2 separate regions of the Homo sapiens genome follow, and region 2 is linked to region 1. Evidence: read pairs that join two places in POLR2A ChIA-PET (ENCODE). Cell type or tissue: Panc1. All regions are shown on one strand.

Region 1 (4,000 bases):
AGAGGAGATTTAAGAGAAGGTCTTAGTTCCTCAGAGGTCAGGACTGGGTCTCAGGAGGGACACACAGTATTTCTGAGGATGCACAAGATTCTGTGGCCTGCCCTCCCTCAACTTAGATAACAACTATAGGGTCCCATTTGTCTGCCCACTGCTACCAGGCACTGATTCCAGCCCTGGACATCATCATCAGACCTTTGACAGGGACAGTACAGTGCCTGGCATTATAGCTCATCGCCTTAATCCCCTTTTGAAAGTCCAAAGCCTAGGCTTCCAGCTGAGCAGCAGACTTTATCTTTTCCATGAAAGTTTCCTCCCAACCACATGCAATGCAAATATGAAAAGCTCCTAAAACACTACTACTGTCTAGCAGTGACCCATTCCCCCTTGGTGGAGGTCAACTCAACCATGCTGAGCCTTTAAGTGGCCTCTGCCAAAGAATGGGCACTCAAGTCCTATATTTGCTGAGCCCATCGGTCATTTCTCCTTTCCTCCTAAAGTCCAATCAAGCAGACATCTTCTAGAGCAGTGGCTGTCAGCAGGGGGGTGACTTTGCCCTCAGGGGACAGTTGCCAGTAACTGAAGACATTTTTGGTTGTCACAACAAGGGGGATAGTGCTACTGGCATAGTGGGGAGAGTCTAGGCATGCTGCTGAACATCCTATAATATACACGGCAGCCCCCCGCCCTCACCAACAACAAAGAATTCTCCAGCCCCAAATGTCAACAGCATTGAGGTTGAGAATCCTGCTCTAGGGGAAATGACCTGGCCTGGGGTGGACTCTTCCAAAATGGCCCATCACAAAAACGGGTACTGGACTGACATTTTGGCATCTGCCAAGGAAGGCGAGGTGCAAGTGTCTCCTGGGCTCTTAGTCTCTCGGCCCATGACCACCTCCTCCTTCAGGGCACCAATCCTAATCTATGCTGCTCTAGAACCTTCCATCTAACATGTTAAATTATCTTTTCCACAGAATACCTGAGCATCATCCCCAATATCTTCCCCACGAGCATTCACAGCCACACTCCCTGGGTTCAAATCCTGCCAATAGCACTTATTAATGAGGTAAACTCTGGGAAGCTAACTCTTCTTCAAATTTGTTTTCTTACTTGTAAAATGGGAATGACAACAGGACCGATTTCATCCAGTCAGTGTGAGGGTTAAATTATAGAATGAATGTAAAGTGCTTGGAGCTGTGTCTGACACAAAAGCAGGCACTCAAGAAGGGCTAGCAGGATCTCTGTTGAATATAGTTGCCTGTCCCCTTAGCATTGAACCAAGGGCCCCTCATGGCATAGTATTAAGATGCGGAGGGAAAAAGAATAAAATGGAGGCTGGGCACGGGCCTGTAATCCCAGCACTTTGGGAGGCTGAGGCAGGTGGATCACCTGAGGTCAGGAGTTCAAAACCAGCCTGGCCAACATGGTGAAACCCTGTCTCTACTAAAAATACAAAAATTAGAAGGGCACGGTGGCAGGCGCCTGTAGTCCCAGCTACTCGAAAGGCTGAGGCAGAAGAATCGCTTGAACCCAGGAGGTGGAGGTTACAGTGAGCTGAGATCGTGCCACTGAACTCCAGCCTGGGTAACAAAGCAAGCAAGACTCCATCTAAAAAATAATAATAAATAAATAAAATGCATAAAAATTAAAAATAAAAGTAAAAAAATACATAAAAATAAACCAGAGCCTCCCAGAAGGGGGAGGGCTGGGATACTTATCGCAAACGCTGCTACCACCTGTACTTGATACCCTGCAGACAGTTAACCCAGACCCACCACAGGGAGTGGGGAGGGAGGGGGATCTGAAAACTGCCAGAGCCCTGCCGACCAACTCTTTTACCAGCCTCTGAAAGGCTCGGAGAAGGAGTCCCAAGATCCTGCTTCCTCACAGGATCCAGGGAGGAGCTTCTGGGACACCGAGAGCAGGGAAGGATGTCCAACTGCAAGACCCAGGCAGACTCCACCCCTGCCAGGGAAAGAAATGGTGAGCAAATGATTCAATCTCCTAAAGCTCATCTATTAAACATCCTAGCGGATGGCATGGACTCATTTATCAAACTATTTTCCAGTAAAGAGTCTCATTCTAGTGGAATCAGTATACTATAATGAGTTTTCCAACTATGAAGTAGAGTGTCTTTGGGGGACAGAGAAGGTGACTTCTTCTAATTAGCACACAGGTGACCTATGGGTTTAGTGGGATCCATAGACATAGGTGCTCAATAGAGAGCAGCTCCTACCACGGTGTTATTTCCAGCTCACCTTCTCCAATTCCTGCAGGAACACCTGAGCGATCCAGGAGGCCCTCTCAAAACAGGTGATCACTTCCTCCTCCCTCTCTGTCAGGCGGAAGCGGGAGGCGATGGAGTTGGGTAGGCGTTCCAGAGAGAGGCCTGCGGGAGGAAGAGGGTGCCTCAGACCTGTCCTGCTCGGGCCCCCTGACTCCAGGCCCTCCCCATGGGCCGAAGGTGGGCTCATCCGAGGGGGCAGACACTCTGGTGCAGCCAGGAGGAGGCGGAGGTCTGCGGAGGGGAGGGAGGAAGCTGAAGCGACGGTGGTGTTAGCAGTGGCTGGGAGTAAGCGATGGGACAGCACGTGGGGAATCACAGTGCATCACCCCAGCCCAACTACCCGGGGAAGCCACTCCTGACCCCTCCTCTGTAACGCAGTATCCCCATTTTTCTAAGCGAAAGAGAATGAGGTTTTTTAAAAAAATTTATTTTTTTCTTTCCTCTTTCCTCCTTTTCCCTAGTTCCCCATTTCCTACTTAGCTCTTTAGAAATGCAATAACCTTTACCTTCCCTTCACCAGACACTCCCTACACAGCAAGCTTATCCATGTGCTGACTTAGAAGCTCCAGATCCAGAACTTTCCCACCAGGAGACTGCCTCTAGAGACAACAGTCAATTTACATCCTAAAGTGTGACTGAGAGGGAACTCTCTCCCAACTGGAGAGTATCTTGAAGCAATGCTCACTTTACAACCTAGCTCTGCCCGTGACGGTGCCAGCTCGACCACCTGGTAGGTAAGGCACCAAGGCAAGTCATGCAGACCCTGCACTTGCTTGCTCCCTCCTCTGCATGGCATTCATGCCAAGTACCCCTTTAAAAGCCCCTGCTTTTTGCCCAGGAACTGAAGTGGTTATCTTTAAAGGCAGGAGCCTGTACCTTTTCCCCTAAGCTAAGCTTTGGAATAAAGTCACTTTCTTTATTCCAGACCTCGCTCTTGTTAATTGGACTCTGCAAGTGGCGAGTGACTGAACTGCATTTCAGTTACAATTTTGGTGGCCCCTATGAGGACTGCAGTACACTTTGGACGATTGAGCCTATCAGCCTGGTTTCACCACCAGGCAAGGCGGGGGCTGCCTGGGAGCACCAGCTGCTCCTGGCTACTGGACTCCAGGATAGGAATGTTAAGGGGATTTCTCAGCAGCTGCCAAAACGTTCTTGTTTTGGGGAAACCTCCCTTTCACCCCCTGGCACGACATCTGCTGCCTCCAATGCTTCACTGGTATAAAGAAAGTGACCTCTGAAGAAGCCGGCAACCTTGAAACTGGGTGAGCAAGTTGGACTGTACCCGACTTTTTTCTGTCTCTTCTGGGTATCCTGGGACTTCATTCTGTGCAGACTTGGCCGCTACTGGCACGATTTGGGCATTTTGAGCATTTACATTTGTGTCACTATAGGGACTCAGCTGCCTGTGAAGGTATCTGGAGCTGAGGCAGGGGGTTCAGAACTCCACTCAGTCCCTCGACTGGGAATTTTGTTTGGAAGCACGCCATTTGTTTGTGTGAATGTATGACTTTGTGTACAGGCTTCTTTCTTTCCTTAGCTCCCTCCAGGTGGAAACAGTTCACCTCAACCGGCAACCTGCGGCAGTGGGAGGGATCCATCCTCCGCCGCACTCGGCACTGAGGCCCTCCCTGACGGGGGATAAATGAGGGTAGCAAGGGTTTCCCTGCACCATGCGGTGGCTGGAAGGCTCTCGAGCTCCTCTTCTGCCACTCT
Region 2 (4,000 bases), 190 kb before region 1:
ATATTCCAAAGAAAGCTCAAAATGATCTTTGTTCTCAGTGACATGCATTTAGCTAAAACTGGACATTTATATCTTGATCAGCCCATTGTTATAGACTCTTTATATAGTCCCTTCTCCTGCCTTACTAGAAAGGGAAAGTAGCCTGTTTTAATTTAGTAGGTGATTGATTTAGACATAGTGGCTAACTCTAAACACAGTATACAGAAACAGTTTAATTACTCTGTAGAAATACGTATTTGGGTACCAGTAGTCTTATTTTTGTTTTGTGAGTGTAGGTTAGGTCTGTAATTTTGAATTATGTTCCACAGAGCAGCTTCAGTGACAGAGGAGCCAGTCATTTGGGGATTTGGTTCTTTTCCTCTGTAAACCTAGGATAATTTTACTTAGGTCAGCATGAAAGTACAGTGGTATGATTGGTCAAAGATATATTTGAAATATTATCATAAGGTATCATAAAGATTGGTTAATCTTTAGGAGTCAAAGTCACATTTCAATTGCTACCTCCATTGGTATTTTTCCGTTAAAAGTTTTTGGGTTTTTCTGAGACGTGGGGTCTTACAGTTTGGCCAGGCTGAAGTGCAGTGGCTGTTCACTGGCACGATCCCACCACTGAGTAGGCTTTAAGAGTTAATACGTTTCATTTAGGTTACATTTTATTATTAATCTGTGTATTTGGATTGTGGTCTTTCTTTCAAACAGAATTCAAAGAAGCTTTTTCACTATTTGACAAAGATGGTGATGGAACTATAACAACAAAGGAATTGGGAACTGTAATGAGATCTCTTGGGCAGAATCCCACAGAAGCAGAGTTACAGGACATGATTAATGAAGTAGATGCTGATGGTAAGTCTTCAATTTTGTGGGGCTGGGAGGGGTTGAAGAAGTGATACTTAGATGTTTCCACTAAACCTTTGCTGTTTGCTTATATGTTTCCACTAAAGCTTTGATGTTTCCACTAAACCATTTCAGGTAATGGCACAATTGACTTCCCTGAATTTCTGACAATGATGGCAAGAAAAATGAAAGACACAGACAGTGAAGAAGAAATTAGAGAAGCATTCCGTGTGTTTGATAAGGTACGTCAAGGACTGGATATGTTAAATTTTGAGGATGAAATGAAGATACCAGGACTCATTATGAAGACTTGTGTTTTTTTGGTTGTTTTTTTTTTTTTTTTTTTTTTTTTTTTTGATGATTTACCAACATATTTTAATTACCAAGCAAAAGCTTTTTAAGAATTCAGTATAGACTTTCTAATATATGTATTGCGTTCATCTTGTCAAAGGAGGTGTCACTTGACTTTGGGACTAGGAAATAATGATTTCAATGTAGGACATTTTGCTTGGCTCTTAATGACATTTGTAGGTCAACTGTGTAGATTTGTATGCATTTCTAAAGTATGTTTTTCCCCCAATGTGAAATTTAGTAGTAAACTTAATAAATTTCCATTCCAACTCTCAAGTCTGTAATTTGACTCAGAAACTATACTAAATTTTTTGCTAGGATGGCAATGGCTATATTAGTGCTGCAGAACTTCGCCATGTGATGACAAACCTTGGAGAGAAGTTAACAGATGAAGAAGTTGATGAAATGATCAGGGAAGCAGATATTGATGGTGATGGTCAAGTAAACTATGAAGGTAAATGTTTCAGTCTCACGCCTCATTCTTCACTTTGATTTTTAAGATAAGAGGCTCTTTGTTAGGGAACTGATCGAAATTAGTGACCCTTCCCCTGAAATTAGGTTGCTAAAACAGTTACTTACATTTAACCTTCTTAAAATTCAGAGTGTTGTCTGCAGACTAGGTAACATTGCTCTGACTTGAGAACTTAATTTAGAAATATTTACTATCAGGTTCTATCCCTACACCTGGAATCAGCATTTTAATAGGATTCTTGGGTGATTCATGTATAAAGTTTGAGAAGCACTGTTCAGTGTTTGTGTGATTGTGGAACAATGTGGAAAGCAAACTTATTCCAAGTTTCCTAAAATGAAATTAATGTGACTTTCTTTCCCCGCACTGTATTGTCTTTTTTCTTTAATTGGCTTTAGTCTGAAACTGAAGTTTACATGTGCTTCAAAAGTATCGTATCTACTAACTTTTAAGATGGCCATATCAGGAAGCAAGGCATATGAAACTGAAGGATTTTGAGTAAAACTCTGTATTTTTTTCATGATGTAACTACTTAACTTAGAAAAGAGCATAAAATGTAATGTTATAAAAATTAAACCTAGCCCATAGCATTGAATTTACAATATTGTCTTGTAATCCAGCAGACTTAAAATTCAAGTCTAAACTAAGAGCCAAGAATGCTCTTTTTTATATTGGCCTATCTAAAGCGTTAATTTGGCTCTTACTAATAAACCTGAATAGTTATGGTTAATGAAGTTCCAGCCTGGGCAATAAACTAGCTTCCCTCTGTACTTAATGGTAATTCTGAGGAAAGAGAGGAATGGAAAGAGTACTCAGTAATTGAGTAAATGTGATTTTTTTTTTTTTTTTTTTTTTTTGGTCTTTTGCTATTGACTCATTTTTTGTGTACTTCTTCTTTTTCAGAGTTTGTACAAATGATGACAGCAAAGTGAAGACCTTGTACAGAATGTGTTAAATTTCTTGTACAAAATTGTTTATTTGCCTTTTCTTTGTTTGTAACTTATCTGTAAAAGGTTTCTCCCTACTGTCAAAAAAATATGCATGTATAGTAATTAGGACTTCATTCCTCCATGTTTTCTTCCCTTATCTTACTGTCATTGTCCTAAAACCTTATTTTAGAAAATTGATCAAGTAACATGTTGCATGTGGCTTACTCTGGATATATCTAAGCCCTTCTGCACATCTAAACTTAGATGGAGTTGGTCAAATGAGGGAACATCTGGGTTATGCCTTTTTTAAAGTAGTTTTCTTTAGGAACTGTCAGCATGTTGTTGTTGAAGTGTGGAGTTGTAACTCTGCGTGGACTATGGACAGTCAACAATATGTACTTAAAAGTTGCACTATTGCAAAACGGGTGTATTATCCAGGTACTCGTACACTATTTTTTTGTACTGCTGGTCCTGTACCAGAAACATTTTCTTTTATTGTTACTTGCTTTTTAAACTTTGTTTAGCCACTTAAAATCTGCTTATGGCACAATTTGCCTCAAAATCCATTCCAAGTTGTATATTTGTTTTCCAATAAAAAAATTACAATTTACCCAATGGTTGCTCTGCATCTGAGTCATTTAACTGTTGAAGTCTAATAATTTTGAAAATAAAATATGGCATTGGTTTCTGCTTGGTATAGTCTAGATAATTTTTTCTCGTGTGGGGAAGCATATGGAGATGGGTGGCAGAAATAGTGAAGGTGGGAAAGGAAGGAGAAAAGGATTGGAAAAGTGAGAAAAGAGGGAGAGAAGCACAGAAAATAAGAGGAACAAAATAAGGGGTGTAACTAAGGAGAGATTGAAGAGGAAGGCCGAAAAGATGGGGATCTATGGGGGCTGGCTTAGTGTAGTCACCTTTTGGGGGCCACCATCATGCGTGCCCACAACATTCCTCCACCACCATGTGTGTCGTACTGTGCTACTGTGTTAGATCCAGGATACCTGTGAGTTGCCTCTGCCCACAGAACAAGATGGTGGCAGTCATGGGAAAAGAGGGGCAAGTTTTTTGTTTTGTTTCTTTATCCAGATTGTATTTGACAACTTCAAAAGGCCCCAATGAAAGACTCAAAAACTTAAGTGTACCTAGTATGGGAATTGGCATAAAGTAGGTATTTACTGTTTCCTACCTTTATAGTTTTCAACTTTGGCATTTGTCCATGTTGACTTAAGCTGTGCAGTGATGTTTTAAATGTTTGCATGTTCAAAAAAAAACCAAATCTAGTTGGGGTGAGCATCCTTATAGTTTTACTTCTATTAACTAATATTTTATTCATTGTGCTTTTTAATTCTATAAGATGAGAATTTTCAGCTTGCCCATCTGCAACATTTTGCAAAAAAAGATGTCTTTAGGAGTAAAT

What was found. Peaks named below come from ENCODE experiments on the same cell type or tissue, not always from the same donor. Only the 100,000 strongest peaks of a DNase experiment are listed, where the experiment ranks them.
Region 2: POLR2A ChIA-PET joins it to region 1 with 8 read pairs; 29 of 35 experiments call an interaction of 5 or more read pairs at or near these places.

Annotation. Positions count from the first base shown.
Region 1 is chr2:46,973,359-46,977,358 of GRCh38, reverse strand. TTC7A (tetratricopeptide repeat domain 7A) reads right to left here. Exons shown (of 20, transcript NM_020458.4): 4 at 2,256-2,386. Among named protein-coding and RNA genes, the nearest start is that of TTC7A, 34 kb to the right of the region's middle. RefSeq lists an enhancer at 1,994-3,193. In Panc1, no CTCF peak of the experiment used is centred here; no DNase peak of the experiment used is centred here.
Region 2 is chr2:47,159,362-47,163,361 of GRCh38, reverse strand. It overlaps CALM2 (calmodulin 2), which reads left to right. Exons shown (of 6, transcript NM_001743.6): 3 at 700-843; 4 at 970-1,076; 5 at 1,504-1,639; 6 at 2,558-3,278. The coding sequence ends at 2,586. Among named protein-coding and RNA genes, the nearest start is that of STPG4, 6.1 kb to the right of the region's middle. In Panc1, no CTCF peak of the experiment used is centred here; no DNase peak of the experiment used is centred here; H3K27ac peaks cover 297 bases.